Linked DNA regions of Homo sapiens: regions 1, 3, 4, 5 and 6 are each linked to region 2. Evidence: chromatin loops called from intact Hi-C (ENCODE). Cell type or tissue: PC-3. All regions are shown on one strand. Region 1 has its middle 65 kb from the start of DNAJC10. Region 2 overlaps PPP1R1C (protein phosphatase 1 regulatory inhibitor subunit 1C). Region 3 overlaps CERKL (CERK like autophagy regulator). Region 4 has its middle 110 kb from the start of NEUROD1. Region 5 has its middle 32 kb from the start of PPP1R1C. Region 6 has its middle 63 kb from the start of NEUROD1.

What was found. A loop is a pair of places that touch in the nucleus more often than their neighbours do. Peaks named below come from ENCODE experiments on the same cell type or tissue, not always from the same donor. Only the 100,000 strongest peaks of a DNase experiment are listed, where the experiment ranks them.
Region 1: a loop joins it to region 2, with 5 times the contacts of the local background. A loop is called at or near these places in 6 of 110 quality-filtered maps.
Region 3: a loop joins it to region 2, with 6 times the contacts of the local background. A loop is called at or near these places in 14 of 110 quality-filtered maps.
Region 4: it touches region 2 in a loop (4-fold over the local background); 2 of 110 quality-filtered maps call a loop at or near these places.
Region 5: a loop joins it to region 2, with 5 times the contacts of the local background. A loop is called at or near these places in 19 of 110 quality-filtered maps.
Region 6: a loop joins it to region 2, with 10 times the contacts of the local background. A loop is called at or near these places in 93 of 110 quality-filtered maps.

Annotation. Positions count from the first base shown.
Region 1 is chr2:182,648,933-182,652,932 of GRCh38, reverse strand. It overlaps a transcript of PDE1A not described here. Among named protein-coding and RNA genes, the nearest start is that of DNAJC10, 65 kb to the left of the region's middle. RefSeq lists an enhancer at 1-1,082. In PC-3, CTCF peaks have their summits at 1,987 (motif pointing right) and 3,452 (motif pointing right); no DNase peak of the experiment used is centred here; H3K4me3 peaks cover 316 bases.
Region 2 is chr2:182,075,493-182,079,492 of GRCh38, reverse strand. The region is part of intron 4 of PPP1R1C (protein phosphatase 1 regulatory inhibitor subunit 1C); the gene reads right to left. Among named protein-coding and RNA genes, the nearest start is that of PPP1R1C, 92 kb to the right of the region's middle. In PC-3, a CTCF peak has its summit at 1,654 (motif pointing right); a DNase peak (open chromatin) is centred at 1,692; H3K4me3 peaks cover 1,096 bases; H3K27ac peaks cover 2,250 bases.
Region 3 is chr2:181,570,982-181,574,981 of GRCh38, reverse strand. It overlaps CERKL (CERK like autophagy regulator), which reads left to right. Exons shown (of 13, transcript NM_201548.5): 3 at 1,098-1,229. Among named protein-coding and RNA genes, the nearest start is that of CERKL, 84 kb to the left of the region's middle. In PC-3, CTCF peaks have their summits at 1,647 (motif pointing left) and 3,723; a DNase peak (open chromatin) is centred at 1,641.
Region 4 is chr2:181,783,519-181,787,518 of GRCh38, reverse strand. No RefSeq gene overlaps it. Among named protein-coding and RNA genes, the nearest start is that of NEUROD1, 110 kb to the right of the region's middle. In PC-3, no CTCF peak of the experiment used is centred here; a DNase peak (open chromatin) is centred at 1,598; H3K4me3 peaks cover 382 bases; H3K27ac peaks cover 3,227 bases.
Region 5 is chr2:181,951,931-181,955,930 of GRCh38, reverse strand. It overlaps a transcript of PPP1R1C not described here. Among named protein-coding and RNA genes, the nearest start is that of PPP1R1C, 32 kb to the left of the region's middle. RefSeq lists an enhancer at 120-1,319. In PC-3, a CTCF peak has its summit at 1,505 (motif pointing right); DNase peaks (open chromatin) are centred at 770 and 1,490; H3K4me3 peaks cover 1,195 bases; H3K27ac peaks cover 1,286 bases.
Region 6 is chr2:181,741,021-181,745,020 of GRCh38, reverse strand. No RefSeq gene overlaps it. Among named protein-coding and RNA genes, the nearest start is that of NEUROD1, 63 kb to the right of the region's middle. In PC-3, a CTCF peak has its summit at 2,010 (motif pointing left); DNase peaks (open chromatin) are centred at 2,010 and 3,060; H3K4me3 peaks cover 409 bases; H3K27ac peaks cover 2,781 bases.

The DNA.
Region 1 (4,000 bases), 570 kb before region 2:
CATAACATGGTAAGAACAAAACAACTAAGAACTCAGAATCAGCTGAAGGTTTGGGTGACTCCATTAGACAAGCAACCTATATCAGCAAAAGAGGGACTGAGCAACCTGATGGACAAAAGGGAGAGAGAAATTACAAAGTGTAATAGAGAAGTGAAATATGAATATGAATTATGATTTGGGTACCAGTTGCAGCATTTGTAGTTTCTACCTGTAACTGTTGTATATGAAGCTTTTTGAAGAGGCCACCACCTTGAACACTCAGTGATGAATTGCATTTAATATAGGGTACAAGTGGGTCTCAATGGTACCAGGGGTGGACTGCGTCAAGAGGATGTGCCCCACCTCACATCCTGTGAGCTATACCTTTTTATCCGGCTGTGGCTGGGGAGGATAGTTCCATGCATGTTTTGACTCATTTTGCAGTGACGACATCTTGCCTCAGATCTCTATTGTATGTCTTTGATCTCAGGCCTAGGGTTCCTCTGACGCTGAGGATGAAGGAGGTGTAAAATAGGCAGTTGAAATAGGGATCCAGATCGTAGGAGGTCGATCTAGAGAGGTAAGTGTGTTTCTAGACTGCAGAAGGAATCTAAAGACCTGGGAGGGAAAAATTTCTCTAGGGAGAATTTCAGCAGTGAAATTAGACAGGTCATAGGGAAGAGTCCCAAAGAATATTTAAAACACTTATAGTCAAGGGACAGGTAATATATATGTGAGGAGAAAACATTGGCAAAGAAGCTTGAAGAGCAGTCTGCAATAATACTGGGAGAATGCTTCATGTTTTTATTCAAGGATGACCTAACTTGGCTGAACTCTCCATTTTATGTGAAAAACAGAAAACATACCTTATATGCATTGCTATTTATGATCTATACAGCCCTCCTATAAATTTTTACAATTGATACATTAAAAATACATAATAAGCTCAGCTGTCAATATTATCCCATTTTAGAGCTAAGTATGTTGGATCCCTGACTTCCTTGATAAATAGTGGAGTGCTAGATGTAAAAGCAAAGCCTATCTTTTGTTAAACTGCAGATTCCAAGTTTGCAGCTTTAGGCTTCACATATTCCTATTAGGCCTGCCATCACAGCCTTGTGATGATCTGTATGTCTTAAGTGGGGCGAAGACATTTCTAGCTATGCCTTTATTTTAATCAGTGTATGTTAATGCACCTATGTGTAAAAGCGTTTATTAGTTACCCAAATGCGTTGTATAAATTTTAGGTAGAAGCCTCAAATGTTAGATTAACAAATATTGTTTCCCTTTTGGTAACTTATGGACTGAAATGAATGTATAAGTTTTTAAAAAGTGCACACAAAAGATGAAATAGTCATACTGATATTAGAATTCCTTTGAATAAATTTGTATGTGTAGGACATAGAAAGTAGAATACAAATTAACACATTTTCAATACAAATCTTTAATATTTTTGTCTGTTCTAACTATGTAGATAGGTAATGTTCAAAGAGATTTCTCTTGGGAGGAAAAAGATCATACTAAATTTTGTAAAGAGATACATTTTTGTAGCAGCAATAGTCAAATTTTTCACATTTCTCAATTTCAATGACTGCAGCCAGAAATGATCAAATTATCTACCCCCCTAATTTGGCATTAAAAATACAAGGCCAGGTGTGGTGGCTCATACCTGTAATCCTAGCACTTTGGGAGGCCAAGGCGGGTGGACCACTTGAGGTCAGGAGTTCAAGACCAGGCTGGCCAACATGGTGAACCCCTATCTCTACTAAAAATACAAAAATTGGCTGGGTGTGATGGCAGGTGCCTGTAATCCCAGCTACTCAGGAGTCTGAGGCAGGGGAATTGCCTGAACCTGGGAGGCAGAGGTTGCAGTGAGTAAAGATCATGCCATTGCACTCCAGTCTGGGCAACAAGAGCGAAACTCCATCTGGAAAAAAACAAAACAAAACAAAACAAAAACCCAAAAAACAAAACACAAATAAGACTCTAGAGGGCACTCTACTCCTATTGTTTTTCAAGAAGCCTTTTTAAATGTAACATGAAGGCAGATATTTAAAAGTCATTGTGAATACTTCCAAGAAGGTTAGAATTCTTACGCAAGATCTTGAATATCAGTTGTCAGCATGGAGCAGTGGGATTTTCCTGTTCTCTTTCAAGTGTTTTCAGTTGGGATGGTTTAAGTTCTTTAATGCCGAGGATACAATTAATTTCTCAAGAGAGTATACTTACGTTAAAAAAGTTAGAGTTACAATATGTATAGGTATAATTGTTATCCCTACATTACTTTATGACATTTTACTTAATTACCTTGTATAACTGTTATTACTACTACTGTCATTTTTATCATTATTGTAGACATGAAATCAGAATTTTGAGATGCTTTCTGGGGAATAAGGTTATCAAAGTGTTTTGATTCAAGTAGCCTGGTTCTTCCCTATTTCCATGCACATGAAATGTATATAGGAGGGCCTCATTCCTAGGTTATAGTAGGTGCTAACTGAATGTTCCTTAAGTCTGAATCTGAAGTTAAAAAAATAACTTTTAATGTTATTGAATACATCACACTACATATTTGTATCTGTGCTCTCTGCTCTGGGCCATTCATGTTAAAACCTGGTCTCCTGGGATTTTATTTAGCCCAGAGACCAGTTTTGCTTGTTAGTAGGTTTTTAAAAATCTGAGTTAGACTGCATTTCAGTGATTGCATTCTAAATACTAAACAATACTTGCGTTTTCCCATAGTCTGAGACCCTGTGCCCTTATACATTTCCTCATCTACCTGGCACCTAAAGCCATGTGTGTTTTAAACCTATGGATAGATCTAGGATCTTTTTGCTGGCAGCAGATGTCTCTCTCTCTCTTTTTTGGAGAGAGAGTCTCGCTCTATCACCTAGGCTGGAGTACGATCACACCTAGATATGATCACAGCTCACTGCAGCCTCAAACTCCTGGGCTCAAGTGATCCTCTTATCTCAACCTTCCGAGTAGCTGAGACTACAAGCATGAGCTACCATGTCTGGCTAATTTAAAAAAAAATTTTTTTGTAGGCCGGGCACAGTGGCTCACACCTGTAATCCCAGCACTTTGGGAGGCTGAGGTGGATGGATCACAAGGTCAGGAGTTTAAGACCAGCCTGGCCAAGATGGTGAAACCCTGTTTCTACTAAAAATACAAAAATTAGCCGGACGTGGTGGCAGGCGCCTGTAATCCCAGCTACTTGGGAGGCTGAGGCAAATAATTGCCTAAACCTGGGAGGCAGAGGTTGCAGTGAACTGAGATTGCGCCCCTGCAATCAAGCCTGGGTGAAAAAGCGAGACTCCATCTCAATTTTTTTTTTTTTTTTTTTGTATAGAGTGGGGTCTTGGTATATTGCCCAGGCTGGTCTCGAACTGCTGGGCTCAAGAGACCCTCCCACCTTGGCCTCCCAAAGTGCTGGAATTACAATTGTCAGCCACTGCTCCCGGCCAGTAGATGTCTCTCTTGAACATCATTTCATGATTGAACAAGGTTTACCTGCCCCCTGAAAAAACCTCTTTAGCTTCCTGCGTCTCTCTATGTTCTACGGCTGGGACTTTATTCCTATTTGTAGGCTCAACTTTCCTACCTCTGACCAAGGGGAACTGAAGTGTTAGGAATAGCTCATGTTGCTTTTCCTATTCTGATTTTGGTTTCTGTGCTAATAACTTATGTTGCACAAAGCTGCTACCACATACCCTGTCGCCAGGCAGTGGGTACCAAGATTGTTTTTAATATGTCTGAATCTTATCTTGGTAATCTCTCAGCTATCCAGTTTCTTCTCAACTAACTCACATCTCATTTTCTTCTTTCTATGCCTGAAGATGATAGTTTCAGATGTATTCTAGGCCACCAGAGGGGCCTGCTACCTGCTGCCACTTACACACACCTCACAATTTTTCCATTCTACATTCCCATTGCTGTGTTTCCCCACCCACTTGTAGGGACACCTCTTGTTTGACTGTCCTGATATGAGCACTTGCTCTGGTACCCTTTACCTAGTAGC
Region 2 (4,000 bases):
TTCAGATTTTTGCACTTAGCCACTGCTTATACTTCCTCTATTATTTTTTATTACCTGATAATAAAGAATGACCTAACCTGTGTATAGGGAACAAGACACAGCGCAGCATTACCTGAAGGCAAACTGTTGTTCAGAATACGTAAGACATTAGGCTCAAACCATTTTTCCTTATCTAGCTATTAGATTATAAAACCATTGTTTACTGTCTTGTCAAAACCTAATATACTAAAATAAACACATCTGCTATGTAAGTAGCAATAGAGAGCTATCAGAGACGTGAATTTATTTGTAATAATCTATGACAACCTCTACAACTCATTATCTAAATCCTCTTCATCAGAATATAGTGTTTACATAGCTTCTTTTATAGCCTGATTTAATGGTTTCTGGAACCTACAATTCTGTAGAGTCAACTATATTTCTGATCTTGTCTCCATATCAAAAAATAAATAGAATTTGATTGCAGATTGTGTAACTATGGAAAAGTCACATCACATTAACTTCTTTAAATAAAAACTATGTATTTTATATGATTGACTGTATGTTGCCTGGCCATACTTTCAGAATGTTTGGAAGGGAAATGATTTCTCTTTGACATTCTCTGTGTCATTCTGTTGGTTGGGGCAGAAACCCAGATTTCTCAGGAGTAGTGTTTACTACAATTAAAACACACCTGCTACATATTGGGCACTATACATATATTACTTTATTTTTCACTCACATGACTCTCTGAGGTTATCTTCAAATTATAGATGTGAACAAGAAAGAGTATAAAGGTTAAATAACTGGAAGAAGACGACACAGATTTGAATTGTCAGAGCTGGGATTCAAGCCCACGTTTCTCCTACTCCAGTTCTCCTTCTTTCTGCTATTTTTTCCCGTACCAAATGAAGGTGGTTATCAATATCAGAAAGATGAGATACATAGGATTTTAACTAGTCAGTCTGAAGAAGATGTTCATTTCTTTACATCTTTCATTTGCCACTCCTTCATATGGAGTAAAGGTACCTTAAGGACCCCTATGAATAATAATCTGCCTTATGAAGGAATAGAGCTGTTAATGTGGGGCTGATAGACTCATGAAGCTCACTTTGGTTACGGTTGTCCTGAAAAAAATACCTGCCTACTCTATCTAGAGCCTGCTTTTTACTGCAAAAAGTAAGACACGACAGGAATACATATGCTTGGATGATTAAAGACAGATGGTGAGTAAGGTGGCTCACAATTTAATAATCATAAAAATAAGAAGACTTTCTGTTGCTTATTCCCTTAGTTTAACCCCATTTCATACCAAAAATGACATATTTTTCTCCTAAGGGGCTCAGGTTCTTTTCACCCAGGCTGGAGTGCAGTGGCACGGTCTCAGCTCACTGCAGCCTCTGCCACCCGGGCTCAAGCGATTCTCCTGCCTCAGACTCCGGAGTAGCTGGGACAACAGGTGTGCGCCACACACCCGGCTAATTTTTTTGCATTTTCAAGTAGAGATAGGGGTTTTACCATGTTAGCCAGACTGGTCTCAAACTCCTGATCTCAAGCCGTCCTCCTTGGCCTCCCAAAGGGTTGGCATTACAGGCGTGAGCCACCACGCCCGGCAAGGGTTCCACTTCTTAAACATTATTTTCTACTTGTACTTTTTAAACTTTGTGAACCAGCAGAGGGAGCTGTAGGGTCATAAGCACTGTGTTCTTTTTAAAATGATCTAATAAGCACTGAGTGTGAAGTGCTTCTGTTTCATTGCCAATGAAGAAAATACTGAGTCAACCCTCCTTGCCTATGTAGTGTTTATTCAAGGGATAAAAACTCTCCTAGGAGGCTCTACTGGCCAATTATCAGGGGTAGAACAGAACATTATTTATACAGCACACACTGCAGTGGCTCCATGGGATCTGCTCTGGTCTATTGAGTAATTACATAATTACGTGAAAAAATATATTTATCTCAGAGATCAGAAGAGATTAAAATGCCTGTCTGAAAAGCTAAGGATGCTGATATAGATGCAAAGAATTCTTTGGTTTGGCCTTATAAGTAAAACATGGGACATGTGGTGATTCAACAATTAATTAATCTTAATAAAATGAAATAAAGCTTTGACATTGCCAGTGAGGCCCTGTGATATTTTTCAAAACATTTATATGTTAATTAAAGTCGATTCACATAAAAATTAAGACGATCAGGCGTTTCTCCTTTTTATCATGGTTCAGCTCTCACAAAATGTATCTTAATCCAAAAAAAGTAAGTTTATGACATTTTATGTTACTTTAAAACAAACAGTTTAATGTAGCAATGTTTACATATCTGAAACTTGAAACCTATTTTGCCATTCTTTGAGGTTCTTTGAGGTCATAAAAGAGAGTTTTCGTTTTCATTTACACAAATGAGTATTCACGTAGTAATTTTCTAAAAATTTGAAGGTAGACTAGAAGTTTTCATTATGTCTAGGACACATTTGTATGCCCAAGTAACTGTAAAAAATTAATTAATAATAATCAAATGACACTGCCTACCATCTTCTAAGAAAGGCCCAAAGAAAAACTAATTCCATTATTATTTTTACAAAGTTTAGGATGAGTAAGACTGGTACAAAGGAGTATACAGGGATCAACATCAGATAGGCTAAGAATCTTTGGCAAACAACACTCTTCCATATTTCTTCGTGGTAGGATTTACAGATGTGTTATTTAAAATCCAATTAAGTTTGTTAATAGTAGAAAAATTAAAATGTTGAAGAAAATAGCATAAGCAAGATACTACAGCCATACATAATTGAGAAAGATTAATAGAAAAGTATTTTGAAGAAAATTATTGTAAAAGTACTAATTAACTTATTGCACAAAGAGGGAATTACATCAAGGAATAATGGTAGAGTTAGGAGGTTTGGGGTGGGGGGGTTCTGATTGACTTCATTAACCATCAGGACTTAAAGCATAAATGAGTGCAGTGTATGAAATCACAGATCCAATGCTCTTTCCCTCCATTCTCCTGATTTTTACATATATTATTTCTTCAATAACATCAAAGGCAGGAACAAGTACTTCTTGCTTGCATTTTTAAAAAAGATGAACAGACAGTAGGAGAGGATTTCTCTTTTGGTCCCTTTTTTCTATTATAGAAGTTCATACAAAAAAAAAAAATTAGTCGGGCGTGGTAGCGGGCACCTGTAGTCCCAGCTACTCAGGAGGCTGAGGCAGGAGAATGGCGTGAACCTGGGAGGCAGAGCTTGCAGTGAGCCAGGAGACAAAGCGAGACTCCGTCTCAAAAAAAAAAAAAAAAAAAAAAAAAAAAAAAAAAAAAAAAAGAAAAGAAAAAAAAAAGTTCAAAATCCTTGATTTATAGATAACTTTAGAGATATTAAGAACTGTTCTAAAAGATCCAGACTAATTCCTACAATCACAGAGTAAACTTTTTCAAGGCAAAAATCAACATAATAAGCTGTGGGACTAAATGTAAAACTTAAAGATAAAATAATACATTATAAGCATATACTAAAAAAAGCATTTAAACTACTTTAATTTTTTTATTTTTGCCACACAAAAATATGTTTTGAGACCTATTTTTACATAATGTGAGCATTATCATCCAGTGACAATTTTTGATACATAAAATATATTTTTTCACAGAAGTACTGTAAGTTGAGGCAAAGCTTATCATCTCAAGATTATCAATTGAAACCCAAAAGGAAACTCCAAAATTTGAAGTGAGATGCTCAGACTTCATAGTTTAACCTGAAATGGACATAGAGTAGTGCATAGAGTTAATTGTCAACAAGAATTTAAAAATGCTTTTGAAAAGTGGGATTCAAACCACTTTCCTGCCTTTTAAAATATGCATTACAATAGAAATAGTGTAATTATTTTCTTAGTGACTGAATCATTGTTTTGATCATCTTTGTCCTACGCAGTGATGGTGTGTAAATTTTATGTGTTTCTGCCTCTGCTCATCAGGCAGCCTGCTCTCATATCTCCTGCAGCCATCTTGTGCCTTACTTCTACTTCCTACTTCC
Region 3 (4,000 bases), 500 kb after region 2:
AAAGGGCCCTAGGCAGTTTCACCAGGAATGTTTAAGGAGTTTATCATGACCCTATCTCTTCCTCGTCTAAAACTCTCCCTAAAATCAAAACAGTATGTCCTGTTGAAATACTTTATTGTATCAAATATAATGAGAAGTAAAATATTCTCTCTACTTGATGTATGAAACACTGACTTCTTGTAGTGGACAATTTTCACTTGTCTTTTTAGTAATGGTTTTTATTAAAAATAGATGTTAATAACTGCTTGTTTAATCTTTAAACGTGGCCCTCTGAGAGCAGCTTACCGTAAAAGAAACGGTTGTCAGCTTTCTTTTTGCTCCTCAGTCCCTCCTGCCCCTTCCTAACAACAGAAAATTTGCTTTGCACCTGCTCCAACTGGGTTCGAAGAGATAAGCATCTTGCAAGCCCAGAAAATTGTAGTATCAAATCTCAGCCCCAACTGTGAGGCAGCACTATCATTGAATCCCTGCTGAGAGGCGTTGCTTTCCCAATTCCCAAAAGAGTTCTTTCTCCCCTGGCCCCTTTTCAGGCTTGAACTCTGACCGAAACCCTCTTTTTAACTCCCAGCATGCACTGCACTTGGTACTGACACTGACCCATCCCTGCTTCCTCTGTTCTGCACTGGACTCATCAGTAGGTCAGGCGTTGGTAGCCCTGGGGTCACTGGGGTGCCCAATTCCAATAATGAGCACATTTAGCTAAGGAGAGGAAATGTACCCTTCTATTTGTTACAGTCCATTGCTTTTTTTCCAGAAACAAATGCTAAAAGAACATTTGATATATTGTGGTTTGGTAAATACACATAGCACTGCCTAATATTCACAAAGTTGCCTCTTTTTTTTGCATCTTCCTTCATAAATTAAATATATTGTTCTAACTCATGATTTATTTTAAGAGGGATATACCTATTTCACAGCTAGGAAAATGTTTTCAAATAAAGTTATATTCAGAATACTCTTGCAAGAATTTCAAATAAAAATAGCAAATACTATTTAAATGCATATAACATTCTAACAGACTTGTGTGTCATTTTAAAGGGAAAGAAAAAAAATGATGACAAGGACTTTACAACTTTGTCTTTAAAATTTCTTCTTAGGCTTTCCAAACAGACCGAAGTCATTAAAAATACTCCTTAACCCCCAAAGTCACAAAAAAGAAGCTACCCAGGTTTATTATGAGAAGGTTGAACCTCTGTTGAAGCTTGCAGGAATAAAAACTGATGTAACAAGTAAGTAATTTTCAGAATATAATTTCACCATCTACAAAAACATACAAAAGCAAAATAATCTGAATTTGTCCTTAATGCAAACTTGGGAAACTACTTGTAATATCTATAGCATTTTTACGTCTTCATAACCTACTGCAGCCAGCTCGAGGGTTATAATTTAATTATTTTTGTTATTTTTATTAGAATATTAATATTTTCTCTTTAGAATTTTTTCAGATATTTTTTCAGACTTAAACAATTGTTAGATATAATTACAAAGGAAGCTGTATACTTGTTTACATCTTCATGGAGATGTTTGCTACTTACACGTTAATTTTGCAGTTAGGCAAGAAATTGATTTTTTGCTCACTTATATAGTTGATGTCTTTCCATGGAATTCTTCCTTGGGTTGTTTTCGTTCTGACTCTGACCCCTGGTGGTTAGGTCAAAACTAAGCACTGAACTGCTGGTTTTATTAATAGATGAATTTAGAGATGCTAGAAGCTTAAATTTGTTGTCTAAACTAAGAAATGTACTTAGGTTTGTGCCAAGGAAAATAGAAACTTGTTAATGCTAAACTTAATAGATGATTAGTAATATCCTTTTTGATTTTTTTAATTTGGTAGTCACATTTCTTTGTTTCTTTGAGACTTATTTTCGTATGGTGGGGAACTGAGTAGAAGAGTCGATGCTATGGAGAATCGCAACCTTCCTAGCTTTATTTCTATGTGGCTTCGCTAACAGTGGAAATTTGCAATAAATTTTAATTGATGAAAAGTATTATAAAATAAGCCTACTCAGGGGACAAGCCCAGAGTGCAATTGGAACTTCCTAGTCCCAGTTATAGATTCCTAGGGAAGGGATTCACAGTGATGTGGCTTTACTCAGCTGTAAACAAAGGAGATAAGTTTCAAGATGTTAATAATATCATTGAAACCTACACCTAGTGATCTGATGGATTGAGGTAGAAGAAAGTTCAAAAAAAAAAAAAAAGCAAGTTTTGTAGGAAGGTCAGCCCCCATGAAATGTGCCTATAACTATAGAGGTTCGAGAGAAACTACCATGAAAAACTCAAGAGGAATTTTTGAATTAAAATAAAGTTATAGTGAAGAAGTTAACCTTTATGTTTGTGACCTTCGGCTTATTTAGAGGTGATTTACAAGTAAAAGAGAAAATTCAGATTTATGTTTTCTTTCTACTGAAGATTTCCAAAGATTGGCTGAAGGAAAAGTTTGAGATTTGTATTAGGGTGAGACAATTAAAAGTTGAATAAACATATTGGCATACTCAATGACTATTTTGTTCATTGCTTTTACATGTGAATACTACAAAGCAGCTTAACATGGATATTGCTATATAGCATTCACTTCAGGAATCTCATTGTATGCTTGCTCTGTGTTCAACATAGTGCAGGATGCGAGATGAATAAGCTATCATACTTGGATGACTTTCTACATTATTAGAGATTCAAAAAAATGCTTAAAACCATTATAACTGGGGTATACATAAAAGAACTTTGATGTCTCAGAGGTGATATTTTGATCGGAAGATTCAAGAAAAGCATTTGAACTAGGCAGTTTTTAAGAGGCAGACAAAAAATGAGGGAAGGAAGTCAGGCTAACAGGCATGTACTGTAAAAGTTGGGAGGGGGGGCGGAGAGAGAGAGTGTGTGTATGTGAGAGAGTCCATGTGTGTTACACCCATACATCTGGAGAGTTTGTGCCATAACTTTGCTCTACTTTCCTCAGTTTTTACATTATCTGAAATCTTACTCTATCATCATAAAATAGCTGCCAGTGAATTTCATCCTTTCTTATTAATATCCAGTGGGATGGGGAGAGGTGTGCATATGTGTGCAAGAGAGACCCAACATGCTTTAATCCTGAAGATGAATTAAAATTTCCTTTTTTAAGTTTGGGCACAGATACTGTATTAGCGCAGTCAATCTGGAATAATCATTTATTTAACCATCAAGACTCTTCCCAGGGGCTGAGGACAGATCCCCTTTTCCTGATGACTGAAATGCCTCAGCTGAATCTGGATTCTGTTAGGGAGAAGAAAGGGCAAAATGACTTCTAGGAAGGCTCTCAACAATGTATACTACAGGAGGTATAATTCCAGGTTATGGATGGATCCTTAAGCTGCACTCAGCAGTTTACTCATCGTGTATTGATCCACAGTTGGTGTAAATTTTTTTTTATCATACTGTTGCAATCTGGTTTGGCAAAGATGACTCCACCAGCAGAATTAAAATTAAAAAGGAAGAGAGAAAAAGAGATTGGAGACAAGAAAACTGATATACAAGGCCTGAACTAAGGCAGAGGAAATCATCTAAATGTGCTTTCCTTCTTAATTGTATTGGAGACAAAACTATTATGTTCTAGGATTTTTTTCTCTAAATTTGTAAATATTACTAAGTACCATATTTAAACATAAAACAATAGAATATTCCGTAAAGCAAATTTAGAATTTACTTACATTTGTGCAGAATGGCTAATTATTAGCTGCCTAACACTCCTCCTACAGGCAAATTTATAAAATTACATCATTTGCTTATAAAACCATTTTAGTATGCATATTGGCTCAATATTTATGAAAAATATTTCTTGAATAAACCTGTGAATATTTGAAAAGTTTTAGTCTTCCTGCCTATCTTACAGTGTTATTTTTGTAGTTGAAATAATATATTTGAAACTTTGTATATTATACTACAGAAAGGTGGTCATAATACTGTTAGTTTCAGTTTCAAAAATTATGTCATAGTAAGATCGAATTCGTACTTTATTTGAAAG
Region 4 (4,000 bases), 290 kb after region 2:
ACAGGCCTGGGCAGGAGCACAGAGGAGACTTGCATACCTATGTCCAAATATTTAAATGTTATAAATCAAGCTACCTAATTTCCTGGAATATGTCTCATCCTCTACCTTGACAAATCTCTCTTCATAATGACTTGAAGGACAGTTGAAATTTAGAATTCTCCACCCCCTCCTCTCTCTCCTGCCGACACCCACAGCCTTCTTTTTCCATGCTCACTCTCTCTGTCTCATATGAGGAAGGGCCTTGCTCACCATGTGTGGATATCCCAGGTCATGCTTCCAAGCTCCACACACACTCCCACAGAAAACAGTCACCTTTTGCTGCACTTTGAGCCCCCAGAGTTGCACACTGGCATGTGTTAGCCTCAGAATGAAGGGCCTTAGAAGTCCTTCTAAGCAGAAGAGTCTTGAGTCCTTGGTACCTAGAGCATGGTCTAGAAAAGGGGAAGTAAACCCAATGGATTTCACACCCCATGGAGAGCAGCATGGCTGGAGGAAGGTTGAAGCAAGCACCTTTGCCCAGTTCTGAGAGCAGGAATGCCTGTAGGGTACCGTTTTCCCAAATGATTACCTCAAAAGTGTGAGCAACAACAGAATCAACAGGGAAATGGAAGAAAGAGATCAGAAGAAACTGTAAGGATTCTATCAGAGATCACGAGATCCCTGAGGAACTCTCAGAAATAGCTGGGGTAAAACTTTGAGAGGAGCTTATTTCAAGCAAATAGACCATTGGAAGGTTCACTCCAAAATTATGATTTGAAAATTAAGGGTTGCACCTTTGGAATATGGATGACCTAGGAGCAGCTTATATTGCATCATTCTTTCCTTACAATGCATTCTCTAGGTAGGAGAAAACAGGCTTCAAGGTAATGAGACTCATTTACAATCACATTTCCACAGCACAGCAGAGTGAGCATTCCGATTTCTAGTCCAGTGCACTTCTGTGTCAAAAATGTACTGAGAAAAGCAGCCAGAGGAGGTCAAGAAAGTTTAGGTCAGGTCTGTTAATGAGAATTCAGCCCAGCACCTTGCTCATGCCTGGACACACGAAAAAATTCTCATTCCACTGATTTCCCTTCACAAACCTTCCTACCTGGCTGATTTTTGCTGTTGAGTTAATTGACTTCCTGCTTGTTGAGGATGGTTTTTTTTATTTTTTATTTTTTAATAGTCTTTCTATTCCCTTTGCCTTATTTCCTACATTGGTGTATTTCTTAATGCTAACTATAATGGAGTTCTACTTTGAGTTAACATCATTATCCCACTTCCCCAGTATGCAGTTACTGACCTTATTTAGAAACTCCTTGCCTCAATCTCGTGACTTGGGAATTTTTCTGGCCATTTTTAATGCTTCTTTCTTATACTGTGTGACTAATCTTATACCCCTAGACATCTACTACACATATACTTTGCATTTTCAATGAAATTTTAAAAGGAGTCAAGAACATACATAACCTATTGAGCACCTAAATTGTGCTTGACACCTTTATCTTCATAGCAATCCTCCATGATAAAAACAATAAAGCAGAGATAGCATTCTACCTGGAGGGGTGAGGAAACTGGCAGAACTGCTTAAGGCCAGTAATGGTGAAGCTAGGATTTCAGCCTCAGTCTGACTCATTCCATGTCCTTTTTATTAGGCTAGGCTCCTCCTGTGTTTTGTAATACAGTAATTTATTGAGCATGTTTTTTCTGGAAGAAATAAATCATTATTTATAGTTATTACTCTCTGACCCATAAAGTGTGGTTGTCCTGAAAATGTTAGAGCTAAAAAGAGTATTAGAACGAATGTCTAGTCTGATACACTTCTTTTATGATCCAGGAAAGAGGAGCTTAGAGACATTGAATGATTTGCTGAAGATCTTGCAGTCAGTTGTATATAACCTTAGACCCTTGTTCTCTGAACTCTTATTCCAGTTTGTTTGTTGGTTTCCACAAACATTTTTAGGGGCCTATATGAACCCAATTTGCCAATCCTGAAAATTTAAATGTATAATGTTCTCTGTATCACCATTTTTTAACCTTCCCATTTCAATAATAAAACCCAATATTCTCTAAATGACAGTTTTATAACTTGGAATTACAAGTCCACAACTAAAATTTAGAAACTGAAAAAGTATATACAGATATAGTGTTTCCTTTTAAAATGTAAATGAAAAGTTATTAGTATTTTGTTATCAGAAGACTGATAAAGTCTAGGATATTTTTAAAGGTACAGTACTTGGGTTTTAAAAGAAAACCTTTACTCCATTACTATTCCATTAATAACTATATAATTGTCCTATGAATAAATTACTGAAATGAATTATGGTACCTGCTGTGATTTATAAAACAAAAGATAAAGTGTGGCAAAATTTACTTAACTTCAATGATGGGAAGTAATTGCCGGTAATACACTCAAATAGAACACCTGCCTCCCAGTAATACACTCAAATAGAACAGCTTATGAACCATAGATCAGAAGGCTAACATGTACAGGATCAAAATGAAAGTACTAGGTTAAAGTAGTGAATTGACATTCATTCGTAGTTAAATCTTGATTCTCAAGCATGCTGCTGTTTCTACCACATCATTATCAGACAATAATTGTCACGTCAAAGAAAATGGGTGGGGTGGGAGGGTTGCGAGGGAAAAGGCTCTATCCTTGCCATTCCTGGGGGTGATTATGCCATAAGGAATTTCATAACAAACTAAAAGGATTAAGGTTAAAAGAAAAACAGCTCATCAAAAAAAATTATATGTGTGGGACCACACACATTTTCAAAGCAGTATCTGGCTTATTATTCAGTGTTGCTCAGGCATAATGTTAGGATTCTTACATGCCGGGAGCCAGAAAACTCAAAGGTTAAATCAACAGCCAGCTGCTATAGCTTAATCATGTGCCTGGTAACAGGAGCAGTAGGATAGATGTTAAGGAGTTTCACTACCTACCCACCTACCTAATCACTTATCTCTGTATCTATCATTATACTTGCTTTACACTGTGTGTAAATGTATGAACAGCCCCACATTCCAATATTTACTCAGTTTACTTTGGGAATAATCATAAAACAATTATGCTATTATAAGACTGCTTACATTTTTAAAAATTTGGTTAAGTCAACAAATCCTCAAAACAATTCTTTTCATGAATATACCATATTTTTTTCCTTTTTGAAAACACAATTATTCTCTCTTGGGAAGGTAGCAAAACATTTCATTCTATGGATATGTGTGAGATTTTCTGGTGATATTAATGACCAAATGTAATTGTAGAACTCTTTATTTTATAAGAATAGCATAGCGCCCTGACACAATATACCTAGTTATATGGCCTGAAGTTTTAGAGAAGTCACTACCCTAACATATCACTGATTTGAATTAATTATAGGCAGAGAAGGGAATCTCAGCATAGTGTACAATATGAACTAGAAGAAAGTAAATGTATAGCCTTTTAATATTCTGGGAAAATATACACGTTAGATGATAACATAGCCTTGGCCTCCCATCAAAAAAAGTCTGTGACCTGCTTGTCCACAGCTACTCTCACCTCTCTTTAACTTCCCTGCTGTTACAGGGGAGGAAAGGATTCCCCCTCCTATCTAAGCCCAAATTCCTCCATGTGTCTTGTGAATCCCATCTGTGATCACCTTCTATATAGACTTTGCACTATTATCTCTACTCTCCCCCTCACTGTATCCTCAAACTCATTTCCTCTCATTAACTCTCCCCCTTAACATTCCCTTTCAACAGCATTTAAACTTGCCTAAGTCTTTTTCATCTTAACACACACACAACCCTCCTGTCCTGCTCTCCTTCACAGCCAAACTTTGCAAGGCTTGCTATCTTGAATTTCTTTCTTCCTTTTACAAAATGTATTAAAATATTTCAAATATGTATATACTTCTTAACCTACTTCAATCTGAATACCACTCTGCCTAAACTACTCTTGTTTAAGTCACCAGTGACCTTTGTGTTGCTAACACCAATGGCCAGTTTCAATCTGGATCTTATCTGACATCTT
Region 5 (4,000 bases), 120 kb after region 2:
ACAACTTAATAAAAAAGAAACTGTAACACAAAATGAGATTAATAAAATTTAAAAAGTATATAATATTAAAACATGCATAGACAAAAGACTAGACCAAAGCACACCAACATTTCAATGGCGCTTATCTCTGTGTGCTAGAATTGAAGATCATTTTATTTACTTCTTAATAATCAAGAAAAGTGTTATTTATGAAAAAGATAGTGTATAAGCTCCTCCCACTAATTTAAATTTCCCCCAAAAAAGGGCTTAGTAGACAAATGTTACTTTAGAATGGACAAGTTTTGAAAATATATTATTATCAAGGCTTGTATGAATTGAGGTGGAGACATTTACTTTGATCTCTTTGAATTACCACATATTGCCTAGAAAACACTCTAAAATAGAAAGCCTCACAGACTGTAATGGAACAGTTTTTGTTGGTAGTGATGAGATAAAACAATCAGACATTTTAGTAACACTATTTCCTTGATTGACAAAAATCAAAAGGGAAACGATAATTACATTTAAACACACGCACATGGCCTTTCCCTGGTGGAAAAAAAAATTGTATTTGTGCTGGTCTCCCTTAAGTAATTTTTCAATGGTCCTCTTTCAAGTTATAAATGTCAACCAATTTGAAAGCATGGTAAAGAGGAAAGAAATATGTAAACAAATTTCATAGGAAAAGTACAGCTGATGAAAACAGGAATCTAATCAAGGGAGTTTTCAAATATCAAGTTTCCATCACATTGAAAGGTATTTGTTGTGACTCAGAAGGATGATTTATTTCAGATTTGGCATTTCCTGTGAGTCACACTTTTCATCTGGCCATCTTAGAATATTTTATAAACACGAACCTCAATAACATCTGTATTATTCTCTTTGTTTTATAAATGGAATAATAAGTCATCAAAGAGCTTATAAAGCTGACAGAGGTCACCTAGGATGAGACTGATTTTTGTATCAGCACCTTTCCCTGAGACAGCCCTCAATTAGGATTTGAGAACTCCACAGCTCCTGTCCTAGCCATTTCGAAACATGGAACCCATGTTTTTAACTTTTAAAAATATTTATGTATGGAGACATGCCTAGGGAAAAAAAATCTCTCTTTAAACACATACATACTGATACATATCACCTATCTATTCATATAGATACGAAGATATCATAGAAAGAGTTCATAACCAGTAAAATGGCAATAAAATGTTAACTGCCAGAGCCCAGCTCCTGATCATGGAAGTCTGTTTCTGTTTAGGCAGCCAAAAATATAATGGGGAAGTCTGTAGGAAATAGAAATGTTTAGAATTTTTTCCTAACCTTTTGTCAGTTGTGATGATTCTGACGTCTCTTAACTCTTGATCAGATATCAGAGGTTTCTGAAGTTTCTTGGTTCGTGGCTCTCCAAGGTCTCGGTACATTTTTCACTGTGTCCTTAGGCCAAAAGGAGTACCTAGCAGTTCAAAGTATAAAGTAACCGTCAGGTAGGAACTTAACAAGAGTAATTGGCATGATGTCCGACAGATGGCGCTGTGCTTTCCCTCGAAAATTTAAATTACTTCGCGGTGCTCTTAGACTTCACTGCTGGAGGGGGTCGGGGGAATGTATGTGGAGGTCGGGGTGGTGGGGTGGGGTGTGTGTGTGTGCGCGCGCGCGGGGTGTGTGTGTGTGTGTGTGTGTGTGTGTGTGTGGCGGGAGGCGGTTAGCGGGTAGTGGGGCGCGGGGGGAGGGGTCCCTGCCTGGCCACCTGAATTCAGTTTGTAAACCACAGCTGTAGATCACACATACATTAGGTGAAGTTTGCAGAAGAACTGGGCTTGGTAGAATTTGAAAACGGATGAAAGACATTCCATGGAGGTGCCTTTCTCTCATTTGAGAAACACCAGAAAGTTATCTGGTTCTAATAAAAAAGTCTATTGGTGTCCTTTAAATCTAATTACTATGGTGCTTGCCCCAATGAAGAGGGAAAAGAGCTGTCTCTTCTACTCACACATAGGAAGCCTTTGTCAAGCTTTAGCTATCTCCCTTCAGACAAAAGCCTCCAAAATTACAAAACCACTAAGTTGTTTTGTTTGACTTAATCTTTTCCTGTTTTGTTGTCTATGAATCCTTCTCCAACCCACACAGTCTTAAAGATAACAATATGAATAAAATTCATTTCTGCTTGCATCTGAATCACACCAAAAGAAATACACAGATTTTTGTACATACAGTAACTTTGTCTGGGACAGTCAGACTTATAAGAATAAATGAAATTTGTTTCCTGGAACATTGAAGAGATACCCAGAAGAAATAGGCAGTCTTCTGACCAACAGGTACTAAACTTTGCTAGTAAATCTGTGTGCTTGCCAGTTGGATGAGAGCAGTTGCATGTATTAGGATGCTCTGGACAGAAGAAATAATGGTTTTAAATGAATCTGCTGGTGAGAAGTTATAAGAGTAGAATCCTTATTTTTATTGGTTTGAAGTTACAAGAATAGAATCCTCGTTTTTGTGTGTTTGTTTGTTTTTGAGAGAGCCTCTCACCCTGTCACCCAGCCTGGAGTACAGTGGTGCGATCACAGCTCACTTCCGCCTTGACCTCCCAGGCTCAAGCAATCCCTCAAGCAATCCTCATGCCTCAGCCACCTGAGTAGCTGGGACTACAGGTGGGCAACACCACGCCTAGCTAAATTTTTAATTTTTTTGTAAAGACGGGGTCTTGCTATATTGACCAGGATGGTTTCAAATTCCTGGCCCCAAGCAATCCTCCTACCCCAGCCTCCCAAAGTGCTGGGATTACAAGCATGAGCCATCACACCTGGCAAGAGTAGAATCCTTTAAATTGCAGGTATTGATTTGCTGTGGAACTCTTTCTCCTGCAGGCAACTCCATGAGGCATGTATTTGGGAGAAGAACAGCAGGAATTTATTATTTATTTATTTATTTATTTATTTATTTATTTATTTATTATCAGTGATTAGTCTCCTAAGCCATACCAGGAATGCCAGAGAGTTTCTAATGAGAGTAAAAGACTTTGCTCAGAGATAAGTGCTTTTTTTCCAGAACTATAAGTGGAGTGTCTGCTAAGTGCCAGGCACTGTCTAGGTTAAGGGGAGGATCAGGGGCCATGTTAGGGGCTGAACTAGGATGACTCTTGCTGTCACTGAACTTAGCCTGGTGGTTAAGAACAACAGAGATTTTTACATCTCAGAGGAAACAAAGATATCAGGGAAATTCGCTTTACTCTCTTACCTTAATTTACTCTTTTTAAATGAGAGGGTTGGAATACATGATCTCTAAGCCCTAGTGCTCTGATTCTAGCACCATACAAAGTTCACTTCAAAGTCAGTGAAAGAGTTGCAGCAACATAAATAGACCTCAGGGTATAAACACTATGTAATCCAAAGGGAAAATAAAGATGACAGACTACATGTTTTAAAATAAACTCACTGTGGTTTTTAATTCTCATTTCCAACCTTGAGTTTTATGAGTATTGATTTCCTAAGAAAAGAAAGCCTACAACTGCTACCTTCCTTAAGTACCTTTATATTCATTTTAAATAAGGCCATTAAAAATTTCAGGCCTAGTATATATAACTTTCAGTTTAAATGTTCTCTTACCCTCACTTAAAGGACCTTTTTATGTAACTAAAATGTAAAGGTTTAATTTTGGACACATACAAAATTAAGCTTGACATCTACTGAGCATTTATAAGAATACCTTTTTTTGCTGTAAAGTCCTTCAAACAGTGATATAACATGTCATTGACAACACAATGGGGTGGGCAAACTGAGGAACAGAGACATGACATTTGTAATTTGCTTAAGGTCACACAGTTATTTTATAATTGTGTATCATATTCATCTTATTTTATTTATCCTCCACTGTGGTACTATGGAGTAATTTTTTTGCTCTACAGACAAGGAAATTGAGTTTCAGAAATAGTATATTCTTATAGTAGTAATGGATTTGAAACTAGGTCCACCTCTCTAAAAAATTCTTGCAGTTTTTCCCTATACCAAGTGAGATGTTAGCACATAAT
Region 6 (4,000 bases), 330 kb after region 2:
TAATGGCTAGCTTTAGCTCAGGGAGTTACTAATGCTCATAATTTGACTGAAAATCTGTGACTTTTACCTCATTAAGATATTATAGTAGGCCAGGCGCAGTGGTTCACACCTGTAATCCCAGGCCTTTGGGAGGCCGAGTGGGGTGGATCACCTAAGGTCAAGAGTTCAAGACCAGCCTGGCCAACATGGAGAAAACCCCATCTTTACTAAAAATACAAAAAATTAGCCAGGCGTGGTGGCAGGCACCTGTAATTTCAGCTACTCAGGAGGCTGAGGCAGGAGAATCGCTTGAACCCAGGAGGTGGAGGTTGCAGTGAGCCAAGGTTGCACCATTGCACTCCAGCCTGGGCAACAAGAGTGAGATTCCATCTCAAAAAAAAAAATTAAAAAAAAACCACACACACACATACACACACACATATATGTAATAGTAAATTCTGTATGTGACTTTTAAATTTTATGATTTTCCTTCGGGGATTTTTATTCTTTTTACCTCTTACCTCTGCAATCCTCTGCCCTGCTCACAGACCAGCATTCTGAAGAGATTGAGTTTTGAAATAACTGAAAGAAATTGATTAGAGAGCAAGTGTGTAGTTTTTACATAGCATTCAATGGCCAATTAACATGCCTTCTACCCACTCACTAAACAATCTTGGGCATGTTAATTCTCCATCGTGGGTCTCTCTGGTTCTTTAAAAAATGAGAATAACAACATTGACTTGTTTTGAAGAGGAAACAGCTAACACAGCCATAAAGATTACAGTTCATCAGTGAGCCTGTGGAAGGCTAATCTCTAATATCAGTCAGTGTGCGATATTCACCTGGTTGTTTCGTTTGGGGAAAACTTCTGGAAACAAAATAGTACCCATTAAGAAATACAGGTTTTTCCCTTCCACAGTTGCCAAAGTTTGTTTATTCTGGGGGTTGTTTGTTATACTTATTTTTTTCCTTTTCTAATTGTTTAAGGTGTTTTGGAAATAAGATCATTATCCTCATGGGCATCTGCTGGGTAGAGTACCCTTGAAGGTCAAGATTTTTGCACGATTCATCAAAGGAAATAATGAGGCAGTAAGTAAATTTAAAGTCCAGACTCAGGTTCTTTGTGGGGGGAAAAAAATGGCAACTACACACTTGCTCTCTAATCACTTTCCTTCGGTTGTTTCAAAACTCAGTCTCTCCAGAATGCTGGTCTGTGAGCAGGGCAGAGGGTTGTAGAGAGAAGAGGTAGAAAGAAAAAAAATCAGTTGAAAGATAATATTTTTGGAAAATTATTACTAACTTTAAGATTGGACACTTTTTAAAGGCATCGTTACAAAGTTATACAAATATATCAAAAAATCTGATTATTATAAATATCATAACCAGTTTTGACAAAAATGAGTCATAAAATGAGAATGTTTCCCTTTCCCTACAGGTTTGACTGGCCATGGTAATTAATTTTAACATCTGTTAAGGTCACTTGCTTTGTAAAATGACAAATTATCAAATAGCAGGGCCATAAAAGAAAAGTGACAATTGCATGTACATTGTGCACCACATGGCCCAGTTCAGTACCAATATAGAGAACACCACAGGCTTGGTAAACAATAGGGATAATATGGCCTGTGTTAAAAAGAGAAGATTTCTATCAAGTAGTGAAAGTACAAAGTCATATGATAAGTTTTGGCCTCACAAAGATGAGGCTAATATCATTAGCCATTTATTGCAAAGGAACAAAATTTTTTCAAATTAAACTCATGATGGATTTTAATCACTTGGCTAATGTTAGTAAATGATTATGCCTCAAGCCATTACGATAATGATCATTATTAGCAAGAGTCTGTTTTCACAATGTTTATAATGCTTAAAATTAATCCAGAAGTCAAGAGTCATTAAATCATTTCACCTGCAGCAGAATTTAAAAGTCGCACATATTTCACATAATTGCAATTTAAAAACAAAAGCTATGAAGGCAGTGGAAAAATACACAAGAAAATCAAGCTATTAACTACAGTGCCACCAAGCGACCAACCTCAAAATTCCACGTATAATCAAAAGGGCAAACATACGAAGGAAAATAATTACATGCAGAAAAGAGACCACAGCAAGAACCTCAGATGGATGCTGATTATGGACCTCAATGAATCTCAGAACTCTAAAAGGTCAACTTTTAACTATCTAGAATTAACCGTTTTGATCTAGGAAACTTCAGGGATCATCAGTGGATCACCAGAGAGCTTGCAAATTGCTGAATTTGAAACACAGATGGAGATAAGTCCTTTAAAACAGTAGCTAGATTTTCAAATGTAAGAAAAAAATGTATGTTTGAGTGGTATGAAAGAGTTGACCATTCCGGACGACATGGTATGGTCTTCAAATACAAAGAATAAAGTGTGAACAAAAGAGAAGATTATAATAGAAAACATTTAACTATATCCCGTAGAATCTTTCCTAGTTGTCAGGTTTAAAGTCTACAAAATGTTGGAATCAGACCAGATGATTTCTAAAGTCACTTACCAGGCCAGAAATCCTATGGCAAAGATCATTGAAGTCATGTGACCCCACAAATTTTATGCAAAACATGGACATATGTGCTTGTAGAGTATGAGATTGTACTCTAATAGTTGAACTGATAACACACCTCAATTGAAGTAAAACACTAAAAGATGTTAAAGAAAAATAGAAAAAAAATTTAATCTTATAAATCCAGACAAAAAATAATTTGGAAATAACTCTTACCAGTAATGTTTGAATCATTTATTTATTCATTTATTCATCAAGTATATCTTGAGTTCTAACTATGTTGCAGGCATATGGGCTAAGTTCTAGGGATAACAACATACCATAGGAACTGTTTTCCAAGATGAGAAGATATCATTAATAAAAATAACTCAGAATTTATCATGTGAGGCTAAAAATATATGGGTTGAAAAAGGGTAAGAAGTTAGACTGGCTTCCAAGGTATATATAGATTCATTATAGTCTATAGACAAAAATATCTGACCCCACCCTTATGAGCTATCCCTGGAAATACTGTCTTCATTCTTAGGTCAAGCATCATGAAACTGACAACCAACCAGCCAATAAAAATGACTAAGGGAGTGACGAGTCTGAATTACTAACAGGAGAAACTTAGGAGCTAAATATAAACCATTTTACTGTATAGACTGACCAAACCAGGTCTAAAAATAGAAAACTAACATGGGGGTTGATATTGTTTTCCATTGCACAAGGAGATAATCATGGGAGTGGGCAGTAAGATAGAGTTTGGAAGAGGAAACTTCAGATAATTTCAGAAAAAATACATCCTGTCAGAGAAAATTATCCCATTAATACAATCACTAGGGAGCAATGTTAGAAATTCCATTTGTTGATGGGTTGGGAACCCACTAACTGAAGCTCTAGGGCATGTGTTTTTATTATCCCAGGAGTAGAATGGGCTGCTGGTGCCTCTCAGTCTCTGATTTACACTCTGCAAATGCTCAGGGCAGGAGTGGAAAATCATCAAGGAAAATCAAGTGCGTTCTCTGTGGAATACGGAAACGGATTATGGCATGTTTCAAAGTTACAAACTATTCAATTAAGTCATTTCCCCCTTCACTTGTTGCTTCTCTCCTATTGGTTCCAATGAAGGAGCCAAACAGGCCCAACACTCTACTTTCCTGAGGAGAGAACTGGAGTCCAGTCCTAATGCCAACTAAAAGTAATAACGAGAAATTTTTTTTTCTAAAGATTGTCCACATTTGCCATGCAAAACAGCTCAAATTTCTGGTTCTCTTTCTCCTGTCCTGAAATAAACAAACATGCAAAAATGTCACCTGGGCAAGGTGAGTTAGTCCAAGAGTGTTCAGTGTATCTGATTGCTGCTGACTTGTCTACACCCTCACAGTCCCTTACAATGACCTCTAGGAAATAAGAACACGTCCTGATTTTGTTGGACAGGTGCAACACTCAATCAGCTCATACTTGGCTGTAGACTGACCATGCCAGAGAGGGCCAGCCATTGTCTTCTGTTGTATTT